Regions from separate parts of the Homo sapiens genome. Here regions 1, 3 and 4 are each linked to region 2. A link is a contact called in ENCODE Hi-C or POLR2A ChIA-PET data. All regions are on one chromosome and are shown on one strand. The core of a region is the stretch at or near the end of the contact, and the rest is flanking DNA. Distances in the headings are between cores, read along the strand shown.

Region 1 (2,958 bases), core at 226-2,725, 1.2 Mb after region 2:
CGGATAGCAAAATCTGCAGATGCCCAAGTCCCTAATACAAAATGGGGTAGTATTTGCATAGCTTCTATGTGTATCCTGCTGTATACTTTAAATCATCTCTCGATTACTTGTAATACCTTATACAATGTAAATGCTATGTAAATGGCTGTTATACTGTTCAAAATTTGCATTTAAAAATTGTGGTACTGTTATTTTTAAAAATTTTCCCCCCTGAATATTTTCCATCTGTGGTTGGTTGAATCCAAGGATGCGGAACTCCCAGATACCGAGGGCTGACTGCATATCGTTTTAGTGTGTGTCCAAAAAACTCAACAATTCTTACTTAGCATTCAGAGAAGCAACGGAGCGTAGCGTGGTGGTGAAGACAGGCAGTCCGGAGCCGCCCTGCTGAATGCCCGCTCCATTCCTCGCTGCCTGTGTGACCTTAGGGAGTTAACCTCTCTGTGCCCGTTTCCTTATCTGCAAAATGGGGATCGTGGTAGCACCCACCTCGTAAAAGTGTTGTGAGAATTAAACAGTTGATCCATTACGTGCTTAGAACAGCACTGGCACAAAGCGCGAGTGCCGTGGTGGCTGCTGTCCGTGTCATCACGGCCGTGGGAAGCACGCCAGGTGAGCAGGTGGCACAGGCCAGATGCTGCCGCCTGTGTATAGTTAAAGGAGCCTTTTACGGTCTGGCGATTTTACCTGTGTCACTGCAGCCACTTTCCTTCACCCCCTCCGAAGAATTTAGGATCTTGGACGCTGAAAGGAGAACGGAGTCAACTTCATCCTCTTCCCGGTGCTGCTTTTCTGTAACAGAACCGTCCGGGGCTGTTCTGTCGCGGGTCGTGGCGTGGCGGGGCTGAAGGTGGGGGCGGGGCAGAGGGATGGGGCGGGGCAGGGCTAACGGCTGGGGCGGGGCGGAGGGAATTAGGAGGGGGCGGGGCTGAAGGCTGGGGCGGGGGGGCGGGGAGGGCGGGGAGGGCGGGGCGGAGGGAATTAGGAGGGGGCGGGTTTGAAGGCTGGGGCGGGGCGCAGGGATGGGATGGGGCGGAGAGACTGGGCGGGACCTGTGGGGGCAGAGGAATGGGGCGGGGTCAAGGCTGAAGGCTGGGGCGGGGCGGAGGGATGGGGCGGAGGGACGGCATCAGGCCGGGCCTGGGGCGGGGCGCGGCGCTTTCCGCAAGCGGCCACCCGAGGGCGCGCTGGGCGGGCGGCGGCGGCAGACCACGTAGCCAGCCTGTAAGCCACAGCGGACGCAGGGGGCCGCAGCGGGTGCTCAGCCCTAGGGCCGAGCGGGAGATGTGCGGCGAGTGCAGAAGGGCGGACCCGGGATGTCCCGGGTTTTCGAGCGGGGAGCCGCCTGCTGAATGCCCTTCTGCTGCCCTCCGTTCCCGCGGCTCCCCTAGGAGCCCCGCCCCGTCCAACTCTTACCCGGGCTCATCGCCGCGGCTCATCTCTCTCGCAACCGCCGCCGCACGCACCCGCTCCGCCGCCCCGCGCAGGGCATCCTGTCGCCAGGTAACCGGGTGGCCGGGGCGCCGGCCCCACCCCCACCCTCGGCGGCGCGCGCTCGGCTGGGGTCCCTGGTGGGGTCCCGGTGGGTCCCTCCTCACTCCGGACGCTTCCCCGAGAGCTTCCCTGGGAACCTGGCCTGGGACAGCCCACCTGGGCGCCTCCCCGCACACGCGCGCGGCTGTCCGGGACGGGCTTGCTCACACTCGGACTCGCTGCGGTACCCGCCGGACCAAAGCGGTGCGGAGAAAGGGACCGCCCGGGGACGGACACACGCCTGAGAGCTTTCCCTTTGCCTTTCCACATCTCCACTTCATCGCTGTTGTTTTTTTTTTTTAATTCTTAGTCCTCTCATTTCAGCGCATCCCTCAGAGGAGTTTCAGCATTTGGGGATTTGAACGGCCCATGACCAATATTGTGAAAGGACTTTTGTTTGCTGCAATGAAAAGAAGACTCCTATTTTTCAATAATGAATTAACCTAAACATGTATTAAAATATGCTCATGAAAGCTGTGGGAAGCGACGGTGGGCTTCCTTTGTCTAAGCATGTTAATTTTTACGCACCTGGTGTATCACGTGCAGGATTGATGTTGCGTTCACGGGAAACCTGACCTCCTTTAACCAAGGACTGGGTGCGTGCCCCCAGCTAATCCTCCTGCCCATCAGAAAATGGTGCTCTTTAAAGTTTTAAACGAGTATATATTATTTATTTTGTAGTAAACCATCACACATAGAAAATTAAAATTCAAAATCACAATCACCAGGATATCATAATTTGCTATATAATAACATATAATATATAATAAGTAATACATGATGGCTTGCTTTCATTGAAATGAAACTTCTTATGATAGTTTCAGTGCTTACTTCCTCTAATTTGTTTCTTATAGAAATGGGCTCTAGTGCACGCGCCTGTAATCTCAGCTACTCAGGAGGCTGAGGCAGGAGAATCGCTTGAACCCAGGAGGCGGAGGTTGCAGTGAGCCGAGATGGCGCCACTGTGCTCCAGCCTGGGCAACAGAGCCAGACTCCGTCTCAAAAAAACAAAAAAAAACAAACAAAAAAAAAAAAAAGAAAAGAAATGGGCTCTAGGTCCGGCATGATGGCTCACACCTGTAATCCCAGCACTTTGGGAGGCCGAGGCGGGTGGATCACCTGAGGTCAGGAGTCCGAGACCAGCCTGACCAACATGGTGAAACCTTGTCTCTACTAAAAATACCAAAATTAGCCAGGTATGGTGGAGTACATTCGTAATCCCAGCTACTCGGGAGGCTGAGGCAGGAGAATCACTTGAACCCAGGAGGCAGAGGCTGCAGTGAGTCGACATAGTGCAACTGCACTCCAGCCTGGGCCACAGAGCGACACTCTGTCTCAAAAAAAAAAAAAAAAAAAAGAAAGAAAGAAAGAAAAAAATGGGCTCTAGAAGATTTGACTTTCTTGTGGCATTGTAGACAATTTTAA
Region 2 (2,760 bases), core at 192-2,691:
CATGGTTGGCTTCTTCACACAAGGACAGGTTTCTTCACAGAGAATCAGTTACACACTCCTGAGCATATTTAACTCCCACAGCCCATTAAGTAGATGATAATATTCTTATTTTACAAATAAGGAAACTGAGACTCGGAATAAATAAATTGTTGCAGTTCACGCATTTGCACCGAGATTCAGCCCCAGGCCTGCCTTCTCCCACTCCTGTGCCCCTTCCACCCACTGCCTGGCCCCCACCCTGCTGTTTCCTGCTGGGTGTGCCGGGAGCACTGACCTGGGGCTCTGGGGACAGGACTCGGTTTTATAAAGTGCTGGGAGAAGTAGGAGAATTCAGAGGGAAATGGGATCTGATGCTTGGATTATGGGAGAAGCAAGATAAAAGGATGCTAAAGGCAGGAGAAGCAATGGGAGAATGTCTGCCTGGTGTCCCGTGGTCCCTGTGCAGCTGCTCCTCTCTATTGTTTCTGTGAAGGGATCATGCAAGGTACTTTCCAGCCACTGTTTTAGACTTTTGTTTTTGATGAGCTGGAACAGCAGCAGGTAGGTAGGTGGTGGGGGCCCTCTTTTTCACTTTTCTTTCTCTCTTTCCTTGTCGTGAGCTCAGGGGCCATAAGCCACCCGTTCAACAGCCAAAGGATGAAGCAGATCTTGGCAATGTTACCATTTCTGTAACTACTGGAGGCTTGCTGCCCTTTGACAGACTGGAGTGGAGCGCTTCAGGGGAAAAGCAGTACCCACCAACACCGTGGCATCTCTGCTCAACGCTGACCATCACGTTGAATTTCTGTTTATGTCTGTAGTAAGATAATCAGCTGGAAAGCAGATTGCTATTGAGAGGGTTTTCTGGTTTTCTTAGTAGGTCAAAAACCAAATTAGATGACCCACATCATAGGCCCGGATCAGTTTAGAAAAATCCCTCCAGTCCTTCAGTGGCATCCTTAGCAGGAGGTTCTGACTTGGAGGAAATGGACAGCCTGCATTTTCTGGAACTGAGAGGTTGCAGGAGGAAGGGAAAGAGAGGGAGATCAAGGATGACAAAATCTGGGATTTCAGTTTATCCCTTCTCTGAGGACAGAAACAGCTCTCAAGCAGGAAGAGAGAGGCTTTAGAAATACCCAGATCAGTGAGCCTGGGAACCTTGATTGTCCACTTTTCTGGGCAGAGGAAGGGGAAGTTTCTGGTCCCAGAGAATTCCAGCTCAGCACCACACCCAAAACAGTGCAAGTGGATGACAGTTAAACCCAAGGCGGGGCTGTAGGGTGCAGGGGCCTGCATGTCGCACCCTGGAGTCCTGACAGTTTCCCCGAGCCACATGAAGGGCACACAGCCATACTGAGATGCCTTGGCACACAGAGATCTCAGACGGCTTCAAACAAGCCTTAGTGTGAATCAGTCATCAAAACCAGAAAACACTTTCCGGGTCCTCAGACTCCACCGTGGTCTGCAGTGCATCACCCCAAAAGGCCAGAGGAGGCCAGTCACACCTCAGAGGGCAACAGTGCAGGAAGCGGCCCAACCCAGCCGCTTTGTTGCACAGACTGGCATGTCAATACAGGATACAAACTGGGCCTCACTGTCTGCTCTGCCATGAGTTTTCCTAAGCCACACCTCTCCTCTCTAACTAGGGTGAACAAACATCACCTGCTCTACTGGCATAATTATTAATAGTGCCCTCTTTCTCTCTCAAACACATCTCGGATTGATCTGACCTGAGTGGTTAAAAAATAAATATTATAGAATAAGATGCATGCTGTAATTCCAAGTAATAATGAGAAAAAGCTCACCTATGTGTGCAAGGTTCCTCTATGCAGGGAGCATATTTGGAAGGACACTGCTAACCACGGTTACCTGAGGATGGTTTGGGGACACGGACAGCACTGCATTATTTTTACACGCATTGCATTCTAAACCAGGCACTTGTTTCTAAAAATGAAAAAAAAGTGCCCGTCTTGGAAGATGATTTGTGATGGTCACTCTATCCAGAGCACAGGCCTCACCTTGCCATGGAGCCGGAGAGGGCAATCAAATCCGAACATCTGCACGTCTCTGCTAAGGGGCTGAGTGTTTGTTTTAAGCTGGAGTAGTTTCTATCATTGCAAACAGACTAAGTTTACCAGCTCATGCTAAACACAGTTCAGTTTGTTTTTCCTGTTACCCCAGTGGGCACAGGTTCATGAGGAAAATTAGAACAGATGCAGAGTCAACATCTGTGCCCATCTGGGGGCAGTGTGAGTGGTTTTGTGAACATGCTGTAGTTGAATTCTGACTTTTGAGAGGTTGATTACTCATTTCTTTCAGTAGACAGAAATCATAGTATTTGTTTGCTGGAGCATGAGCTGCTTTATTTCTATTTTCAGAGTTTCACTTTGGGTCCACAGTGGGGCCTATAACCAATGCTGGAGGTTCTCAGCCAAAGAGAGTGCAGCGGCGCATGGCTGTCCTGCAGATGGTGACAGGTGGGGACTCTGCCCCTTCACTCTTGGAGGTCAGGCAGGGCTAAATGGCTGCAGTCCCCTAAGCAGTCAGTCCTTTTTTTAAAAAGTAAGAACAATGGCCTGTATTTGTTAAACTTTTTTTTTTTTTTTTTTTGGTAACACAAGAAAGGATCATTGTGATGCTGAGCCTCCAGTGCCACCAGACTCAGGGTTCCGGGTAGGCAGGGTCACAGCTGGGCACCCCGTTGTGCTGCTCCAGGACTGGCCCCGTGTCCTGGCCTTGGGGTTGAGTCTCGGGGTTGGCTGCATGCGTTGGTGTGATTTC
Region 3 (2,743 bases), core at 110-2,609, 1.1 Mb after region 2:
TCCCTTGAGGTCAGGAGTTCGAGACCAGCCAGGCCAACATGGTGAAACCCCCATCTCTACTAAAAATACAAAAAATTAGTTGGGTGTGGTGGTGCACGCTTGTAGTCTCAGTTTCTCAAGAGGCTGAGGCAAAAGAATCACTTGAACCTGGGAGGCGGAGGTTGCAGTGAGTCAGGATCATATCACTCCACTCCAGCCTTGGCAACAGAGCAGGATTCCATTCCAAAAAATAAAAATAAAAATTTCCAGCCTTCAACTGTGGAGGGAACCCAGGGGATTTTAAAGAGAGGGTTTGGAATGCAGAAGAGGCAGCAGGTCTAGGGAGTGTCAGATGGTGTGATCTGCCCTGATGGCTCGTCTTGAATTATTGTTCCATCTGGTGAAGCATCCGGCGCCACTGTGGCCAGAGGTGTCTGGTCCGTATCAGGATCTGGCCCTTGAAGCTTCTAAGGAAATAGATGACCAGATAAGGAGCGTGGTGTGCGCTTAACAAGCATGTGGGTAAATCAGTGTGCATAAAGCATGGGAGCACGGGATGGGGAAAGAAAGGGAGTGGAGGTTCACAGCAGATGCCCAGGCTGTATTTCAGAATGAAAGGAAACACATACGCAGCCTGTCTCAAAGTTACATCTTGAGATTAAGGAGGAAGGAGGAAGGAAAACAAAGTTTGAAAACACGGTTTGAAGCCACGCTGCTCCTTTACAAAACCTCATGGGCACCTCTCAGACTCCTCTTCTATGAATGAAATGTGTCTCTTTTCTTTAACCTTGTCTCCAGAGTGATTTTTTAACCTGTTTTCATCACTACATACTATAATTTCTTCAACTGCTTTTTAAGGATAGTGACCCAAACTGAATGTCATGCATGCTACATTTCTCAGATGGCCTTTGGTCACCTTAGCACTGTGGAAAGCAAAAATTTGTCTCAGTATAACAATGAATTTTCCCCAGAGTTGTTGAGTAAAATTGATACTACAGAAAAATGTGTTGTTTTCTCTGTGGAAAAACTATTGTGAAACCAAAGTTTGTATCAAAACAGGAGGAAAAAGAGTTGAGGGAAAATTTTGAAATGAAATGTCTTTGGAAGGTAGAATTTACTTAGACAATCAAAACAATTAGATGGAAGCATTAAAAGAAACAAACATGAAAGTCCATGCCCGTCCTCTTTGTCATCTTTCCTCGTCTGTGGACTGATGGCTGGGCTATTCTCTTACCCCTGCCCTTTCCTACGGTGTGAGTTTTCCTGTTGTGAGAACCCTTCCTGTCGACAGCTGTGACAGGAAGTACCTTTTTGGGTACTTAGTGATTTTAGTCTTCCCTTCCAACTCTCACTGCCTGTTTCATTTCTCTGAAATTTCACAGAGCTGTTGTAAGCATGAAATAACACATGCTATGCTTCTAGCACAGTGTCTGGTAGAAGGGAGGACTTAATCCACAAAGGGTGCGCTCTTCGTACTATGAATATATTTTGTTAATATACTTACAATCTACAGTTTGCCACTGAGAGGCAGTAATAAGGCCAGGAGTGGTGACTCATGCCTGTAATTCCAGCACTTTGGGAGGCTGAGGCAGGAGGATCGCTTGTATCCAGGAGTTTGAGACTGGCCTGGACAACATAGACTTCGCCTCTACAAAAAATTTAAAAATTAGCCAGGCATGGTGGTGCATGCTTGTAGTCCCAGCTACTTGGGAGGCTGAAGTGGGAGAATCGCTTGAGCCTGGGAGATCAAGGCTGCCATGAGCCATGATCACGCCACTGCACTCAGCCTGGGTGGCAGACTGAGACCCTGTTTCAAAAAAAAAAAGGAAAGAAATGCAGTAATAGAGCTACAACCCAAGTTTTCTTTGTTCCCATTGTTTTCTTTTCTTTTTATTTTTTTTTGACTGGGTCTCACTCTGTCTCCCAGGCCCAAGTGCAGTGGTGCAACATCAGCTCACTGCAGCCTCCACCTCCTGGGTTCAAACGATTCTCCTGCCTCAGCCTCCCCAGTAGCTGGGATTACAAGCATGTGCCATCACGCCAGGCTAATTTTTTGTATTTTTAGTAGAGGCAGGGTTTCACCATGTTGATCAGGCTGGTCTTGAACTCCTGACCTCATGTGATCCAGCTTCCTTGGCCTCCCAAAGTGTTGGGATTACAGGCGTGAGCCACCACGCCCGGCCATTTTCTATTGTTAACTTTAGCTTTTTACAGAGATGTTAAAAACACAACACCTTCTAGTTGAAAAACTTTCTGTGAGCCAGGTTTCCATTTGTCACATCATGTGCCACCCTGCGTGGTGTGCAGATCCCTCGTACCAGCCTGGCCTTGTGACTTCCCAGCTCCCGGGGATCTGTAGGTTTGGGGATGTGCTTTAGTTTTTTCCATCAAAGTTTCCGTTCCTCCCAATTCTTCGAGCCTCATTAAGATGGGTAGGTTTTCACCTCAGAGGAACAAGTACAGGAGGAGGATATTTGTTTTGTTCTAATTGTTATTCTAAATCTTTTTTAAGATTAAAATGTAATTTCAAAATACTAACATTTCATTTTTTCCCCCCACAGTGCGTCCCTTCTTTAAAAAAAGTCCAGTTGCCTTCTCTTAGCAAGCTGCCTTTCAAATCTATAGATCAAAAGTTTATGGAAAAGTCGAAGAATCAATTAAATAAGTTTTTACAGGTAAGCAAGTGAAAAATGTGGGATATGAGAGAAAAAATTAGTTATTTAGGGTTAAACTGTCATCATTCTACGAGCTTGGTAGTTTGCTT
Region 4 (2,700 bases), core at 172-2,671, 1.0 Mb after region 2:
GACAGAGTCTTGCTGTGTTGCCCAAGCTGGTTTTAAACTCCTGGCCTCAAGCCATCCTCCCACTTCAGCCCTGCACAGTGCTGGTATTACAGGCATGAGCCACCACATCCAGCCTAAAACTTTTATTTGAATATACAAGAAAGATTCAACAGCTGGTTAGTCTGTCAGTGCACATACAGTTGATTGGAGAACCAGCATTTTCTAGGGAGGAAGTCTCTATTCCATATGTCGATTGCCTGCATTTCACGAGAAGACCTGAGCATCCTGGGCAGAGGAGAGAAGAGAGCCCATGTTGAGGAGTGAGGGAAGGGGAAGGAGGGTGCGGCCTTGTCCTCTGTTTGCTCTAACCTTCTTGTTAGAGGAGCAGGTTGTACCTCTGTATCAGCACTGCTAAGTGGGGCCAGGTGGAGGGTAGGAGGTGGCAGTTTTGCTCCCCAGGGGACATGTGACAATAGTCTGGAGACATTTTTGGTTGTCGTCTTTGGGGGAAGGGATGCTACTGGCATCTAGTGGTAGAGGCTAGGCATGCTGCTAAACATCCTGCAGTACACAGGACAGCCCCCCACAGCTGAGAACTACCCTGTCCAAAATGTCAGTAGTGCTGAGGTTGAGAAACCCTGCCCTGTATTATCCATTAAATCCCTCAGTGAGTCTGCTGAGGATGCTGCCATTATGATATGCCCTGGAACATGATAGCATGTTATGAGGGAAGGAAAATATTCTACTGTTGGTGTTTTTCTTTTTTTATACCTGAAAAGCACAGTGGTGCCATTTTAATCCAGTTGTACTATTTCTGGAGTCATGAGTTTGCACTTTAAGTTACTTTGCTCTCTGCTGCCTCATTAGAAATAGCATCTAACAGTTGTCGTTAGATGTTGCTGTTTTTGTTTTACTGCAAGCCACTTCACTTGCTTAAGGAAGAATTATATCATGGGCAGGGGATTTATAGCGAAAAGCATTTCTGTGATGTTATTCGTAAGTCTGTTGTAATGTCTTTGTAGCCAAAAGGGTTTACCTAATGTCTAATATAAATGTCTTTTTCACCAAATGAACCCAAATTCACCCATTTCCTTTTGCTCTGATCTCAGTAGAACCTAGACTATCTAGACGGAAAAACAGTAAATATTTGAACTAATTGCTTTGGAATATTATAGGTTAGTGCGAAAGTAATCACTTTTTTTGCCATTAAAAGTAATGGCGAAACCCGTGATTACTTTTGCACTAACCTAACATCATGTGTGTGTTCATCTTGGCACCAGTTTAAAGACACACTGCCATCCGGTGTTTCACTGGCCACTTCTTTTTAAAGCTAGATTAAATGTTGTGTGATTAACCCAGTTTCTAACAATGCACAGTGTTACTACTTAACACTCTATAGAGAAACAGCCACATAACTCTGGCATGAGCTGGGTCACGGGGTGTTGTCACACACCCACTCGCCTATACTTTTCTTGATGTGAATATTTCTTGGATGAATGGGTTTTAAGGCCACAAAGAAATGTATTCATCTGCATCACTGGATTTACAAGGATTTTTGCATGCCAGCAGCATGGGATGCATGAGCTCCACGTTAGTCATTTAGCTCTGAATGTGGCATTCGCTTTCTGAGGCAAAAATAAACAGAACCATCTAAGCAACAAGCTGCTGTTGCATTTGTTAGCAACAAGCTTTGTGATCAGACAATGGCATTGTATGGCCCATTATCAAACAGAACGCATTCACGTGAGCAAGCCACATTTAAGCGGAGCACCAAAACATTCTTCCCAGCCTTGCAGCTGGGTTTTAGGGAAGGGTTATTCTCTTTCTTACTTCTCTTTGGAATTTTCTTCTAGGTTTTGTCCTTTTAGAAAGGCGTTTTAAGCTCTCTTTGGGTAAAAAGAATGTAATGGTTGGTAAATGGGTGTCAGTTTTCTCCTATATTTCTCTCTCTTTATTAACATGTTTTAACCCCAAATTAAAATTGAGGTCTAGGTTTGTTTTATAAATAAGAGGCAACTTTAGTCCCAGAATTTTTAGATTAACTTAAACATTATACACAAACTATGAAGTTTAAGGATATATATTTTAAAAGTAAAAGTTTTCTTGAAAAATTAGGTCTTCCAAGCTTGCATTTCCTTAGGTACACTCACAAAACATCTTAGTTTGCAATAGACTAATTTTGGGGCAAACTACATTTACCTTCATCCTCCCACAAAGGAGTCTCTGAAATACTATTTTTTTCCTGTTGAGATAAATGCTAAATTAGTGAGTTCTTTAGGCAGGTCCTGACTGTTGGCCAAGTATAACACAAGTTCAGAAACCATTATTGAAGTAAATGAAAATGGGATGAAAAGATGTCTGATAATACCTGACAGATCATCTTGAACAAGTCCATGTATTGACCTGAGGCCTGCCTGTGGCCCTTTGTGTTAAGTACCGGAAAAGCTGCTTCTGATAAAAACGTATTATGGTGCTGTGTCTAAGTTTTTTCAGCTAATTTTGCAGCCTCCCTGAGTGCTATGTTATACATTTGACTAATTGGGACCTGAGATGGGTAATGACCATCCTAGGGAACCGGATGGAGGTCTCCAGCTGGGAGGATGTGCAAACCATTACTTAGACTGCACTCGTGGGAACCAAGAGACAAAACACAAATGCTCTTTTATCATTGGTAGTTTCATATCTAAGCGAGGTATGTGCTGACTCACCTCCAGAGAGTGT

What was found. Hi-C counts contacts between places; a loop is a spot of excess contacts on that map. ChIA-PET counts read pairs that join two places held with the same protein, here RNA polymerase II (POLR2A). Pooled maps may share reads with other maps.
Region 1: a map with no recorded cell type shows a loop between it and region 2 (5-fold over the local background). The contact joins the promoter of CCDC110 here to the enhancer-like site in region 2. A Hi-C loop is called at or near these places in 1 of 37 single-sample maps with no recorded cell type and 2 of 50 pooled maps. POLR2A ChIA-PET finds 5 or more read pairs at or near these places in 1 of 52 experiments (OCI-LY7).
Region 3: a pooled map shows a loop between it and region 2 (4-fold over the local background). The contact joins two enhancer-like sites. A Hi-C loop is called at or near these places in 7 of 37 single-sample maps with no recorded cell type and 2 of 50 pooled maps.
Region 4: a loop to region 2 is called in a map with no recorded cell type, with 11 times the contacts of the local background. The contact joins two enhancer-like sites. A Hi-C loop is called at or near these places in 11 of 37 single-sample maps with no recorded cell type and 5 of 50 pooled maps.

Annotation. Positions count from the first base shown.
Region 1 is chr4:185,470,258-185,473,215 of GRCh38, forward strand. CCDC110 (coiled-coil domain containing 110) reads right to left here and starts at 1,476. Exons shown (of 7, transcript NM_152775.4): 1 at 1,417-1,476; 2 at 688-792. The coding sequence starts at 1,426. It overlaps LOC105377590 (a long non-coding RNA gene), which reads left to right and starts at 1,174. Exons shown (of 2, transcript NR_133944.1): 1 at 1,174-1,503; 2 at 1,858-2,006. RefSeq lists a silencer at 1,061-1,690.
Region 2 is chr4:184,281,075-184,283,834 of GRCh38, forward strand. All of the region lies in intron 1 of LOC105377582 (a long non-coding RNA gene), which reads right to left. Among named protein-coding and RNA genes, the nearest start is that of MYL12BP2, 32 kb to the right of the region's middle. RefSeq lists enhancers at 392-521, 562-631, 652-801, 1,752-1,801, 2,202-2,461 and 2 more. Within about 2 kb of position 1,442, at least 15 of the 41 ENCODE cell types and tissues checked have a DNase peak (open chromatin) inside an H3K27ac peak, as active enhancers do; they include OCI-LY7, where a contact is called at or near this core.
Region 3 is chr4:185,343,997-185,346,739 of GRCh38, forward strand. It overlaps SNX25 (sorting nexin 25), which reads left to right. Exons shown (of 19, transcript NM_001378034.2): 13 at 2,541-2,654. Among named protein-coding and RNA genes, the nearest start is that of LRP2BP, 51 kb to the right of the region's middle. Within about 2 kb of position 1,360, at least 3 of the 41 ENCODE cell types and tissues checked have a DNase peak (open chromatin) inside an H3K27ac peak, as active enhancers do.
Region 4 is chr4:185,304,675-185,307,374 of GRCh38, forward strand. All of the region lies in intron 6 of SNX25 (sorting nexin 25), which reads left to right. Among named protein-coding and RNA genes, the nearest start is that of LRP2BP, 90 kb to the right of the region's middle. RefSeq lists enhancers at 127-316, 1,352-1,411, 1,497-1,997 and a silencer at 1,521-1,815. Within about 2 kb of position 1,422, at least 11 of the 41 ENCODE cell types and tissues checked have a DNase peak (open chromatin) inside an H3K27ac peak, as active enhancers do.